Linked DNA regions of Homo sapiens: region 1 is linked to region 2. Evidence: chromatin contacts called from ENCODE Hi-C data. All regions are on one chromosome and are shown on one strand. The core of a region is the stretch at or near the end of the contact, and the rest is flanking DNA. Distances in the headings are between cores, read along the strand shown.

What was found. A loop is a pair of places that touch in the nucleus more often than their neighbours do. Pooled maps may share reads with other maps.
Region 1: a loop to region 2 is called in a pooled map, with 4 times the contacts of the local background. The contact joins the promoter of FAM200B here to the promoter of FGFBP2 in region 2. A Hi-C loop is called at or near these places in 1 of 168 maps with a recorded cell type or tissue (naive thymus-derived CD4-positive, alpha-beta T cell) and 9 of 50 pooled maps.

What each region holds. Positions count from the first base shown.
Region 1 is chr4:15,679,375-15,686,670 of GRCh38, reverse strand. FAM200B (family with sequence similarity 200 member B) reads right to left here and starts at 4,844. Exons shown (of 2, transcript NM_001145191.2): 1 at 4,770-4,844; 2 at 1-435. It also overlaps a transcript of FBXL5 not described here. RefSeq lists enhancers at 4,575-4,624, 4,635-4,874, 5,045-5,344.
Region 2 is chr4:15,961,400-15,968,484 of GRCh38, reverse strand. It overlaps FGFBP2 (fibroblast growth factor binding protein 2), which reads left to right and starts at 5,310. Exons shown (of 2, transcript NM_031950.4): 1 at 5,310-6,047. The coding sequence starts at 5,356. The coding sequence ends at 6,027. PROM1 (prominin 1) reads left to right here. Exons shown (of 28, transcript NM_006017.3): 28 at 1-257. RefSeq lists an enhancer at 4,439-5,280.

The sequences.
Region 1 (7,296 bases), core at 3,595-6,094, 280 kb after region 2:
TTGAAATTGACCTCAGCATTCCTTGCAATGTGCACAATTCAGGCAAAGGATTCATGCAAAACACTTTGGTATTTTACATTTTATTTTGTTTTTTAGACAAATGTTCATTGTGACTCACAGAATTGATTTCATGCCTCACTAATGGGTCTCACATATACCATGAAAAATACTGATATAGAGACATTTTGTGCCTTTGCTGTGTTGGTACCTTGAGTATGTCTGCTTGATGATGAAAGAGACTGGCTGATCTGCTAGACTGTTGACTTGTATAAGAACATCTTGAAGTGGTGGGAATTTATCTTAGATTTTCATTCCTGGATCATTTTTATGGTCTGATCCAGTGAGGAGCCAATGAGGTTTTCCATGGCTAGGTCAAATATCAGGTTGGAGTTGATGGTATATTTTTATAGAACTTTCCTGGAATGCATCCTTGACCTGGGAATAAGACCAGAGATAAGACATTAAAGCATCACAGTACAAAGTAGTATTACTGCCAGCTATGGGGGCCTTTATGATATCCAAGATCATAGATGGTGAGGCAAACAGTCTATAGCTCTCTTTATCACTATCTTATATTGGCTTAGGCCTATTTCTGTAAGGCAAACCACTTCAACTGAGATTAGTAAATAGAAAAATAGTGACAGTAAAACCCAGAAGTTGGCATCAGGACTTGGAAAGTATATTAACAAAACAGAATACAGCAAGCCATGAAGGAGTATAGCTTATTCACCATACATACTTCCTTTTTGCTTGGCCGCACCTATCTTGGTCATGCCTGCCTTGGTAGTGCTGCACTGCTCTCTTGGATCATAGTATATTTCAGTCTTATGACCATAACAGTAGTTTCAACCCTTCCTTACACACCTTTCCATCAAATTATCTCAAATTTTTTGGGAGGGGTGCAGTCCTACATTTACTGTAGTGTTTATTTATTAAAATTTCCACGTCTTAACTGTGTTAATACTGTATCTTTATTATGACTGTTTGTATTAATTGTACTTTCTTATTTTTGTATTGTTAATCATTTGGTATCTAGGTGGGTCCTTGATGACTGGAGAGGTACTACCTCTCCCAGGGTTAGCTAATTCCTATGCAAACTAACCAATCCAGAATCCCCCAACTCCCAACACAGACATCTTGGGTTCTTATACTCCTGGCCAATATTGCCCTATCCTAATCACTCCAGACCAGCTACCAGGCAACTAGGGATATCCCCTACGCCCGAAGTCGGCCAAAATTATTTCAACTAGCCAATTTTAAACCTGTTCAAGCCTGCTTATCCAGTTTTGCCCATTCCTTCCTCAGAAAACCAAATAAAGGCTTTCCTGCAGTTTCCTTGTACTTCCTCTCCCCATTGACCCTGCTGCTTCTAGGTATGGCACCCTTGCATGGTGTAAGGTGCCATGCTTCCTGTTTCTAGGGATCCATGAGTATAAAAATTTCTTCTTTCATGACAATCATTTTCACATCTGCATATCTTACCATATCTGATTAAAATAAATCCTGGGTACATTTTAAAACACTATTATTTTGTGTTATTGGTCTAGTTACAAAGTTGTATAGTTTGGCCCTAAACCTCTTTTTCCTGATCAGGTTTTATACCTTTTAATACAATTATTTTGCAGACCATGACTTCTTCTAGGAAATCAAAGTCCTAAATGCTTTAACGATGGTTAAATAGCTACAGATTACATATGGTACCTGATTGTACCTTAAAAGGTGTGCATCTGGGAGAGAATTCAGGACCTGGTAGATGCCTTTGACTTAATCTTGGTTAGATGCTTCCTTGAAAGATGACATGTTACAAATAGTTAACCTTGGCTGGAAAGAGACAAAGCTTTTCTTAGGAGGTTTTATGTCCTCTGTCGAGGACATTAGCAGGACTAAAGAGTTTATGGTACATACCTCTTGCATGTCCCAGCACAGTGGGTGGTCATCAATGTATTCAGAACTACACTGCTAAAGGCAAATGCATCTAGATCTCTTTCTAATGCATAAGAAAAGCTGAAGGGCAATACACAGCCTTGAGGCAGTCTAAGCCAGATAAACAGCTGCCTGAAAGGGAATACTGACTCTTCCTTCCATAGTTAAAAGTTCATATAAGGATGCTAACATGTTTTAATGCTTCAACTTTCCCCCAAGAAACCTCAAACTACTACAATTTTGTCCTTCTGCCACCTCTCCCTAGATATTTATCATATATAGCTCAAGAAAAACAGTGCTAAACAAAACATGTTAAACAAAACATGCTACAAAGTCTTTTGTTTGACTTTCTTTACTTATATCTCCGAAAGCGGCTTTAATGAGAAGCCAGAGGAATTTTAGGGGAGAAGTTCAAACCTGAGGTTCTGGCCTAAACATAAATTCTGGAACTTTAATTTAAATAGACATGCTCAATTAGTACTCAATGTAAATCAGAGCATGTTCATACCCGAACACGATCAAGTACACCAGTGTGATTCCATAACCCAGGTGGGTTCTGCTGGCCCAAACACCAAAGACCTATAAATGTGTACACTGATGCTTAAGATGTGTGCACTGAAATTGGCTCCTGCGGCTACATGGCAACATTTCCAAGTAATAACTTTATTCAGCTATCCATCTACTTAGCCTCCCTTAAGAATTGCAATTAAGGTAATCAAATATTTGTAGTTGAAAGTTTCTCATACACCAAGGTGCATTAACACGGTTATATGATATGGTTTTAGGTAAGTGATTTTCCACTAATAAATCTTATCTACCTGTTCCTAGAATAGTGCTTGCTGTATGGTAGTTACTCAATGCATATGAGAGAATGAGAAAATTAATGACACCTGTAGTAAACTGTACAATGTACACTCTATTTTTATCACAGTCAGTAACAAATAAGTTATCCAACTATATTTGGACAACTGGGAAATATGTAAGACGAAGGCTAATAAAACATATTATTTAAAACAGGATTGTTAAAGATTCTACTTCATAATAAACTGCTTATGTTAAGAAATAGTAGAAACAATGATCCTATAAAAACATACATGTAAATTTAGATTTAGCTTTTAAAGCTTAGAACCTAAATCTACCTGAAAAAAAGAAATATACATTAAAAAAGTATCTTATTTTTATATTACTATATATGGATCATTTATCTCTTAGAAGCAATTGTCTTTTAACTATTCCATTCTTTCATATTCTTACTATTCACGTTTCAATCCCCCCTTGAAAGTTTGTAACACTAGTTCAGTTACTATTGTATTAAAAAGATATTTTTAAAGGGTTTACTCTCCCTCCTAAATCAGACAGTTCATCTATAGTAACAGCAGTGGCAGTATATTAGGGAACAGGTCTGGTAGATGTGGTGATGAAAGCATGGGGAAGTTTTTTTTTAACTCAATAGGATGTGAGGTATCATCTAAGTAAGAGGCCGAAGTAGAAAATGTTGCAAGTTTGTCAGAAGAAAATATGAAATATTAATAATTGTTAAGGAATGTGATAATATGATGGACTAGGAAAATGTTTTTGGATTTTTAGTCTGGCTGGTTGTCTTACTTGCTTAATGCAATGATTGTTATTGTTACAATGCTTGATAGTCTAAAATTCCCCGTCACTAATCTTTTATATCCTAAGATATATCTCTAGTGCGCTGTATCATCTTCTGAAAATACAGCTCTAATCAGCTTCCTCATAACTGGAAAAGCATTTAATGGCGCCGAGCTTGTGTAAGCTCTTCAGGATAATATCCTTTAAGCTTAAGCCTCATCTTTCCAGGTTTCTCCTTCATCACATGATCTCCATACATTCTACATTTCAGTACTAAAAGTATGGAAATTCTTGAAATAGTTCATGCACTTTCATGTCTCTGCTTTTGGCTAGTATTCCTTTTGCCTGGAATACTCTTGTTGGGTCACATGAAGTCCTATTTATTCTTTTCTACTTAGTTCAAATGCTACAGCAGCCATGCATTCAACTAACATTTAGCTACCTACAGTGCCTAAAGTATGTCAGGCACTGGAGATACTAAACAATGAACAGTGACATATTAAAATAACAGAATATCTGTTCAGCTATTAAGATGAATAAGGTGGAGTTACACAACACTGACAAATCTCAAAAACATTATGTAAAACAAGCTAGCTGCAAAAAGATGTACACATTACAGATTGCATAAAGGTGGTTAGGAGAGTGGTTTCCTTAGGCAAAAGGAAAGAGAATGAGACGGGGTAGAGCTGACAAAGGACTTCAATCACTTATATAATCATTTATTTCTCCAATTCAGTGGTGAGTACACATGTGTTATAGTTTTGTTTCTACCTTTTTTCTGTCTAAAATCGTCTATTTAAAAAAAGCATCTTTAAGGCTGGATACCTTCCTGAAGGCACTGGAAATCTGTCATACTGCCACTAACTTAAAATTACCTTCCACCTCTTGCATTTCCCTTTGTTTCCTGTTTTGACATTGCGCACACATTAGTTAGTACACTAGGCCTTAAGAGTGGAAACTGCCAGGTACCAGCTTTAGCTAGATTAAAACATGACCCTCTTCCCAGGAGACTCCTGACCGGTTTTCTCGTCCTCCAGGGACCCAGCTAGGATTTCAATGAACTTTGGCCTGAACCCCTCGGCCGACCCTAGAATAATCGCCCTTCAGGCCCGGATTGCTTCTGCTCTCACCTTCCCTCAATTCATACGGGGGGCAAAACCAGACTGTATTTCCCGCAACGAACCCTGGAATGCTTCGCTTTAGCGGACTCCGGTCCACTCCCATCAGAGGATGCCCTTCTTTCGCCTCACCTCCAGCCCAGCCGCAGCGACCCGGCCGGGCCCAGCGCTGCAAGCCTCAGGTCTCTCCAGCAGAGCTGCGCCTCTGCTCTCCCCACACTTCCCTCCGCAACACCACTTCCGGCCTACCTCACAAATTCCCCATTCCAGCCGAAAAGAACTGGATCGGCCCTCTGCGCATGCGTGAGACCGGGGCGGTGTCCGGGGGTGCCGGGAGCGGGCGGTGCAGGCTCCACTTTTCCACTTCCCTACGCTCTGTCGGCAGTCTCGCGGGATTTCCGCCTCTCGCGGGAGTTATTTGAATGCCAGGGCGGTAACGACTCCCTAGGCGCCTGGGGCCCTCTGACAAGAAACCCTAGGAGACACCGCGGAGAACTCTGCCTCTGAGCTGGTGGGCGGGCCGGATGTAGCCGAGCGCGGACAGGGCTAGTCCGGACAGAGTCCCAGAGCCATGGGAGCGAAAAGAGACTGCTGCGGATTAAGGAGGCCTTTCGGTTGGCGCAGCAGCCACACCACAACCAGGCGAAGCAGGTAGTGGCGCTGAATCGCTCCTGCCGCGGGGTAAGCGCTCCCGGCCCGCGCCCGCCCCAGCCCCGACCTGGCGGGGCCAGGACGCTGGTTCATACACTCCAAGGTGATTTTCATAGTCTTTGTGGAAGAATTAGAGAATTTTGAACTTTGATATCATTGCACGTGTTTACTTATTTAGAGAATCGCATTGTGTTTAATAATCATAGTATTCCTGTGCGACTCTTTAGGTTAGCAGATCATTGATTTTTAACATAAAACTGCATTTCATTAAATAGATTTAAATATGTATGTATATTTCTGTCCTCTAATGATTGTAACAAAGCAGATTTCTTGATCATTAACAAGATAGGTTCGTGCAAATAAGTGCATCTTTGTCACAAACCAAATTTTTTTGTGGTTGAGATATATATTTATATATATATGTGAAACAAAAAACATATAAAGGAGAATATATATATATTCTTATATATATAATATATACTGCTTTATTTTTTTGGGTTGACATATATATGTCATATATAGTTTTTTTTTAAATTCTACCTTAAACAGGGAAACATGTTAGATACAGGAGCTTGAATTTCAACTCTGAAACTTAATGCGACTTTATCAGCATTTCTCTTTCTCAAGCTACTTACTTCTTGTAGGATTACACAGTCAAATTTTTAAAAATTTTTGATTCTCCAACTGGATTTTTTTTTTTAATTTTTGAGACGGAGTCTCACTCTCTCGCCCAGGCTGGAGTGCAGTGGCGCAGCCTCGGCTCACTGCAACCTCAGCCTCCTGGTTCAAGCGATTCCCCTGCCACAACCTCCCGAGTAGCTGGGATTACAGGCGACCGCCACCATGCCAGGCTAATTTTTGTATTTTTCAAAAATACAAAGACGGGGTTTCACCATTTTGGCCAGGCTGGTCTCGAACTCCTGACCTCAGGTGATCCACCCACTTGGGCCTCCCAAAGTGCTGGGATTACAGGGGTGAGCCACTGCACCCAGCCTCTCCCACTGGATTTTTAAAGCTGTTTTTTGATTAGCAAATATTTCTTTTACATGGCTCAAACTACATGAAAAGAAATGCAGCAAGAAACACTTCCTCCCTAGTCCCTATCCAGTACCATTCCTAATAGTCTTCACGGGTAATCATTTTAAATTAGTTTCTTGTTTATCCTTCCGGTCTTCATGCAGAGATACAAGCAGATGAGAATATACAGTCTTATTTCACTCGGTCTCTCCTTCAATATTTTCTGCATTGTTCATGTTTTTTTTTTTCCTGTTTTACTGTATATTCTGGATATTCCTCCTTATCAGTATTCAATTAAACTTATTTTTTCCTGTCACATACTCCATTTTGTAGATATACTCCAGTTTATACAGTAAATCACGCGTAGGTGGACACTTGGCGTTGTTTCCAGTCTTCAGATATTAGAAACAACTCTTCAGTGAATACATGTCATTTCTACATTTGCAGGGGTAACTGTCAGATTCTGAAAAGAATTGCTGGATCCAAGAGGAAATGTGTTTGCAAATATGATAGATATTTACAGTTGCCCTTCATAGAGTGATCCATTTTACACTCCTATCAGCAGAGAAGAGAATGAGACATACTGCTTTTTTTTTTTTAGGGGGATTGGAAAGAACAGGAATATAATTGGGATTTTTTGATAGATAAGTAAAATCCTGAAAAGTTTGGGAATATGAGTTAGAATGATAAAACATATAACAAAAATAACTTGTTGTGTGATAAGAAGGCTTAATTTTAAAAAGCAGTATTGAATTGGGACCATTGGGTGTTGGTTTTTTGTTTTTTTGTTTTTTTTTTTTTTTGTTCCTGAACTGTACCTTTAGCATATTTCTCTAGATAGATTCAAGGATATTTAGAAAAATCAAAATCTCTTGTGATCAAAATCTGTGCTTCCTTGCTCCATGACAGAAGCAATTCAAAAACAAGAGACTTGGGTAAATATTACTCAGGTTTATTTTCCTCAGTTTTTTCTACTGGATGGATAATTAAT
Region 2 (7,085 bases), core at 4,061-6,560:
TTAGATCTGGTGTCCAGCATGGATGAAACCTTTGAGTTTGGTCCCTAAATTTGCATGAAAGCACAAGGTAAATATTCATTTGCTTCAGGAGTTTCATGTTGGATCTGTCATTATCAAAAGTGATCAGCAATGAAGAACTGGTCGGACAAAATTTAACGTTGATGTAATGAAATTCCAGATGTAGGCATTCCCCCCAGGTCTTTTCATGTGCAGATTGCAGTTCTGATTCATTTGAATAAAAAGGAACTTGGAAAACATGGTCTGTATGTTACTTCCTTGAGTAGATCCAGCGACTCACAACTTAGATGATGAAATTTGAGCATGTGTTATTTGTGAATTCCATTAATTATTATTAAAGGGCCCATTATACAGAAGTAATTCAAGGTCAAGGTCAAAGTGGGCTATATTTTAGATCTTCTTCAGATCTGAAGTCATCATTTCTTAGGGAACTGTCCAGGTCACAATATATACAATTGGATACCAACTATAGGCAAACTCTACTTTGCCTGATGTAATCCTAAACATACACCAGTAAAAATGAATTTTTTTAAAACAACACACAAGAGGCTTGCAATTTAAACAAGACTATATAGTGTATAATTCTTCTGGAGGAAATTATCTCTTAACTTCCCATTTTTTGAAAACCTGATTTTTGTATCACCCATTTAAATATTAATTCAAGTTATTCAAGCCAACTTAATACTCCTAGTGTCACTCTTGCAACTTTTATTTATTTATTTTTCAGTATCTCAAGCCTAAAGTTCTTATCTTTGCTAAAAAAAAAAAAAAAAAAATCAGCCTGGCCGGGCGCAGTGGCTCACGCCTGTAATCCCAACACTTTGGGAGGCCGAGGTGGGTGGATCATGAGGTCAGGAGATCGGGACCATCCTGGCCAACATGGTGAAACCCCATCTCTACTAAAAATACAAAAATTAGCTGGGTGTGGTGGTGGGCACCTGTAGTCCCAGCTACTCGGGAAGCTGAGGCAGGAGAATCGCTTGAACCTGGAAGGCAGAGGTTGCAGTGGGCTGAGATCGCACCACTGCACTCCAGCCTGCTGAGAGAGCGAGACTCTGTCTCAAAAAAGAAAAAAAAATCAGCCTTTCCTCAACCCCATTGCACACTCAGCCTGGTAGTACAAGATGTTTTCTTTTTTCCCTCTCTCTTTGGAAATAATTTCCTTGAAAGAACTCTCGACACATCTCTGTCCACTTTCTCATTTCCATTGGTTCTTCAACTCCTGTGACCTGCCTTCTGTCCCCACCACTCCTGAAGGGCTATTGTCGGGGTCACCGAGGACTTGACTTTTGTGAACACATCCCCTTTACAAAGATCTCCCTTCAGGCTCCCAAAAGAGCCCTCTCCAGTGTCCTCTTGGGGCATGGCTGTCTATTCCTCAGTCTCCTTCCAACACTCATCTCTCCAGTTCTTAAATTTAGGTGGCATTCGCAGGTTCTCTCCTGGTGTGCCCCTCACTCTCTCCTTGGGTAATTTCATTCACTCATCACCTCACCTGCTCCCTTTGGTTCTCTCATCACATAGAGCTCCAGCCAACCCTGTGTTCATGACATGTCTCCACCCAGATGCACCTTAAACCAGAGGTTGGCAACCTTTCTCTGAAAAGGGTCAGACAGTGAATATATTTTGCTTTCTGGGCCATGTGGCCTATGTCTCCTCAACTCTGTTGCAGCACAAAAGTAGCCATAGGCAATACGTAAGTGAATAGATATTGCCGTGTTCTTCAAAAATTACAAAAGCAGGCCACATGGGCCACAGTTTGTGGCCCCTGCCTTAAACCACTGTCCTGACCTGCACATCGCCACAGGTTCTCCCCACCATGTTCCCTTTCTTGAATTTCTCCACCTTCACCCTATCACTGGAGCTGGAGGAACTCTTAAGTCTGCTTTCCCCCTCCCTTCCATCTACCTTTGGTCACAAAGCCTTCCTCTCCATCCCCACTGATGAGATCCTCTTACAGTTTTCATAATGTCTCTTGGCTAGCGAGGCATTCCCCTCTTTCTTTTAGGCTTCCAGCCCCCTGAGTTTTGGCTAGACATAGGCTACCTGGTGGGGACTATATTTCCCAGCCTCCCTTGCAGCTAGATGTGGCTGAGTGACTAGGCTTAGGCCAGCAGTAAGTAAGTGAAGTGTCTACTAAGACAAAACTGCAGATCCTGGACTTGTTCCACTGGAAATGGCAGCAATCAAACAAACCTTGGAAGGCATGTGTTAAATTTGAAGAACTTCCAGGCATGAACCTGGAAGACTGGTTCATAATAGAGAAGGTCTTTTTGTTACAGCAACTCAGCCCATACAGAGCCAGCTTGCCCACTACCCTCCCTGTACAAAGTCCCCCTGTCCACCAATCCTTTCTCAACACAGCAGTCTCTTACAGTGCAAATCTGATCATGACACTCCACACTTAAAAGATGAACAAGCAAATAAGAAAGAAGAGAAATTGGGCTGAGCATGGTGGCTCACACCTGTAATCCCAGCACTTTGGGAGGCCAAGGCAGGTGGATAATCCGAGGTCAGGAGTTCAAGACCAGCCTGACCAATATGGTGAAACCTTGTCTCTACTAAAAATACAAAAATTAGCCAGATGTGGTGGCATGTGCCTATAGTCCCAGCTACTCGGGAGGCTGAGACAGGAGAATTGCTTGAACCCAGGAGGCGGAGGTTGCAGTGAGCCAAGTTCACGCCATTGCACTCCAGCCTGGGTGACAGAGCAAAACTCCGTCTCAAAAAAAAAGAGAGAAATCACTGCCTTCAAGAGGATTAAAGCAGGATGAAGTGATAGAGGAACAGAAGAGCTCTTTTACATTGTATAGCGAGGGAAGGCCTCTGTGAAGGTGGCAGGGAGAAGGCAGCCATGCGATGTTCAAGGAAAAGATTTTCAGGCAGTGGGCACTAGTGCAAAGGTCTTGAGGTTTGGCTTGTCCCAAAAGCGAAAAGAGGAAGAGCGTGATTAGAGCTCTTATGATAAGTTCCCATTGCAGGGTAAACTCAGCCTCACTAGGGCATTGAAAAGGGCTGGCCATAACCTCAGGGTGTCTAGATGGGTCTAGCAAGCTGTTCCCTGCAACACTGTGGTGGGTGGGGGAAAGGAGGTTGGAGCTGAACACCTGCCTTCCTGTGGCCACGACATGGAGCCTGGGTTGGAGTGCTGTTTACTCCAGGGGCTCCTGAGTTGGAAGCACACAAAGGGCAAGCCTCTGTCTTAGAACTGGCCCTGTGGATTGGTACGGGGGCTGCGGACCCCACCCTAAGTCACCTCTCCAGCCTGATTCTCACCACTGCCTCCTTGCCCTTGACATTTCAGCAGTCCATAAACCTGCACTCCAGGATCACTCCTTTACAGGAAGCATTATCCTGCCTTAAGAATCTGCCCTTGGCCAGGCGCAGTGGCTCGTGCCTGTAATCTCAGCACTTAGGGAGGCTGAAGTGGGCGGATCACTTGTTAGGAGTTTGAGGCCAGCCTGGCCAACGTCGTGAAACCCCATCTCTACTAAAAACACAAAAATTAGCCTGGCATGGTGGTAGGCGCCTGTAATCCCAACTACTCAGGTGGCTGAGGCAGGACAATTGCTTGAACCTGGGAGGTGGAGGTTGCAGTGAGCCAAGATTGTGCCACTGCACTCCAGCCTGGGTGGCAAAGTAAGACTGTGTGAAAAAAAAAAAAAACCTACCTTTAGCTGGTTGTGGTGGTTCACATCTGTAATTCCAGTGACTCCAGAGGACAAGGAAGCAGGAGGATTGCTTGAGGCCTGGAGTGTGAGATCGGCCTGGACAACAGAGTGAGACCCTGTCCCTAAAAATTTTAAATTTAAAATTTAGCTGGGTGTGGCAGCCCATGCCTGTAGTCCCAGTTACTTGAGAGGCTGAGGCAGGAGAAGTAATTGAGCCCAGGAGTTGGAGGCTACAGTGAGCTATAATTACACCAGTGCAATCCGGTCTAGGTGACAGAATGAGGCCAAAACAAACAAACAAACAAACAAACAAAAAAAACACCTGCCCTTTACCCTTTCTCAACCTGACAAATTGACTGACTTGTCTTGAAGGTTTGGCACCACTTCTTGGAAGCTTCCTCTGCTCCCCACCTGGGGTGATGCCCTCTTCTGGAAGGCTCTCACTGCTACACACACAGTGGCTGCCGAAGCTCAGCCTGGCTTTAGTTCCAGCCCTACTAGGTCTTCTCAGGACTCAGGATATCCAGGTGGAAGGAAGGCTGTGCCAGGTACCAACTACCCTACGTGGGATCGCCAAGATAAATCCCTCACATTCAAACTAGTCCCCCAACATCCGTCAACCCTATTCCTAACAGCAAATTGCCACCTTTAGTCCACTCCACAGTGCCCTCTGGAAGGGTCATCAAAAGACAGTTATGACCATACCAAACTATGATTCTTGACACAGAATCAAAAGTTATTTTCAATTTATTTTTTTTCTATTGTAGAACAATAATAATAATATTTAAAATCATATTTTCCTGTGATATAATTAAAACTGTGTTATTTCAATTGAATTTGAAATAGAATTCATGGTCTAAAATAGACTGAATCCCACTGTGAACATATATTTGCATGCCTTCCTCGTCATCATTCAGTTGGTGCAATTGTAAGGCATGCAATAACAAGGGAAGTGAACATTGCAGCACTGTGGCCTGTGGCCACGGTGATGGCGGGACAGCCCCACAGAGGCCACACCAGGTGACTCTCAGCTCGGTGGGTGGGAGGGGGAGTGTCTCTGTGTCCCTCTGGCACACACATCCTCACACAACCTCACATAGTCTTTTTTGCATTTGCTAGGCCATCTCATAACACTTAGGCTCATAAAATTCTGGCTTCCTTTGGATTAACTAAACCCATGGTCCCCCAAGATGGGGATTCCAGGGAGCAGGAGGGAGCCTCGAGGCAGCCCAGACTCCCAGCTGCAAACCTCACTTTCCAGAATACCACTGCCACACCTTGGCATATACCAAATGTTGACAAAGAAGGCTGTTCCCGTACAAGGGCCAATTTTAGAGCAAGCACCCTGTGGTTGGAAAACTGTAAAACCCTCAGCCCCAAAGCTGTGTGTGGCGCTTTGTGCGTGACAGGGCTGGGGCAGATCTCTCTGAGGCACTCAGGAAAACCATTCCCTTTGCTTGTGGTGGGCGGCCCCTGGTGGCTGCTCTGCCCTTGCCAAGTGTTACGTGTCTAAGGTCTGTGGGCATGTTTCTCATTTGCTGCAAAACATCCTCCCCACCCTTGCAGAGAAAGAGTCTTTTGTGCAGCACCCTTTAAAGGGTGACTCGTCCCACTTGTGTTCTCTCTCCTGGTGCAGAGTTGCAAGCAAGTTTATCGGAGTATCGCCATGAAGTTCGTCCCCTGCCTCCTGCTGGTGACCTTGTCCTGCCTGGGGACTTTGGGTCAGGCCCCGAGGCAAAAGCAAGGAAGCACTGGGGAGGAATTCCATTTCCAGACTGGAGGGAGAGATTCCTGCACTATGCGTCCCAGCAGCTTGGGGCAAGGTGCTGGAGAAGTCTGGCTTCGTGTCGACTGCCGCAACACAGACCAGACCTACTGGTGTGAGTACAGGGGGCAGCCCAGCATGTGCCAGGCTTTCGCTGCTGACCCCAAACCTTACTGGAATCAAGCCCTGCAGGAGCTGAGGCGCCTTCACCATGCGTGCCAGGGGGCCCCGGTGCTTAGGCCATCCGTGTGCAGGGAGGCTGGACCCCAGGCCCATATGCAGCAGGTGACTTCCAGCCTCAAGGGCAGCCCAGAGCCCAACCAGCAGCCTGAGGCTGGGACGCCATCTCTGAGGCCCAAGGCCACAGTGAAACTCACAGAAGCAACACAGCTGGGAAAGGACTCGATGGAAGAGCTGGGAAAAGCCAAACCCACCACCCGACCCACAGCCAAACCTACCCAGCCTGGACCCAGGCCCGGAGGGAATGAGGAAGCAAAGAAGAAGGCCTGGGAACATTGTTGGAAACCCTTCCAGGCCCTGTGCGCCTTTCTCATCAGCTTCTTCCGAGGGTGACAGGTGAAAGACCCCTACAGGTAATACCCTTTCCTTTACTCATATACAGAGACTACGTGTATATACTTATATACAGAGACTACGTGAGAGGCACTTAGCACTTTCACAGCTGCTGCGACCACATCAGAGTCTCAGCGTGTGTTTGGGGGTGGGTTTGAGGCTGTCTGTTGCAGAGCAGTGTAGATGAGGTAGTTCATCCGGAGTGGCACTTGACCCTGGAGTTGCATAGGAATCACCTACAAGGAGCTCTAAAAATGCTGATGCCCAGGCCCCTCGCCAGACCGTTCCATCTATGTCTCCAACATAGTAGCGCAGGAATGTGGACTTTTAAAACTCTCCCCCAAGTGATTTGAATGTGCAGCCAAGGTTGAGAATCTCCTTGTGATGGAACCACCTCACTGTTAGACCGAGGCCTTTGGAATTCTGCCGGGTAACGTTTCCTAATGAACCAAGCATTTGCTGCAGCTGTTAGTGGCCGAGGTGCTATGTCATGGTGGAGGTGTCGCCACACCCCGTCTTGTTCTCAGTTTTTTCTCCTACAGTCAAGTTAGGGTGGGGAGTGTTGTGCACTGAGGAAAGTTTGAGTCAAATAGTCTTTAAAGTCTTTCTCACAGCTCTCAAAGCCTTTAATTGTTTTTTGTTCATCACAGAGGAGAAAATCTAATTAATAATAACAGATTTAATCAACTCCAAGTATTGCTTTTAAAAGACCAAACTTTTTCTTGTGGAAATAAGGCTTATTACTGATCTCTATCCTTAAATGTAGCAGCTTTCATTAATTTTGCACACCAGTAAGGAGTTCATTTACATGGGATTCTAGTCTTACTTGTGCACTTTGAGTTTAAAAGGAGAGTTTCTGAGTTTTTTTCATATTATCTATGTAAGAAAAATAGGAACAAAGCAGATTTCCTGATAAACAGCACTTTGATAACGAATACCACCAAACAAATAAGGCTTTTTCTACAAGCGCCCAGGCAGCAAGAAATGTTGGTTCACAACAAAGTTGTTTTGGTGTCTGCTGTTCTGGGCTGGAGGTTTTCTGCTTGTTTAAGATTTCA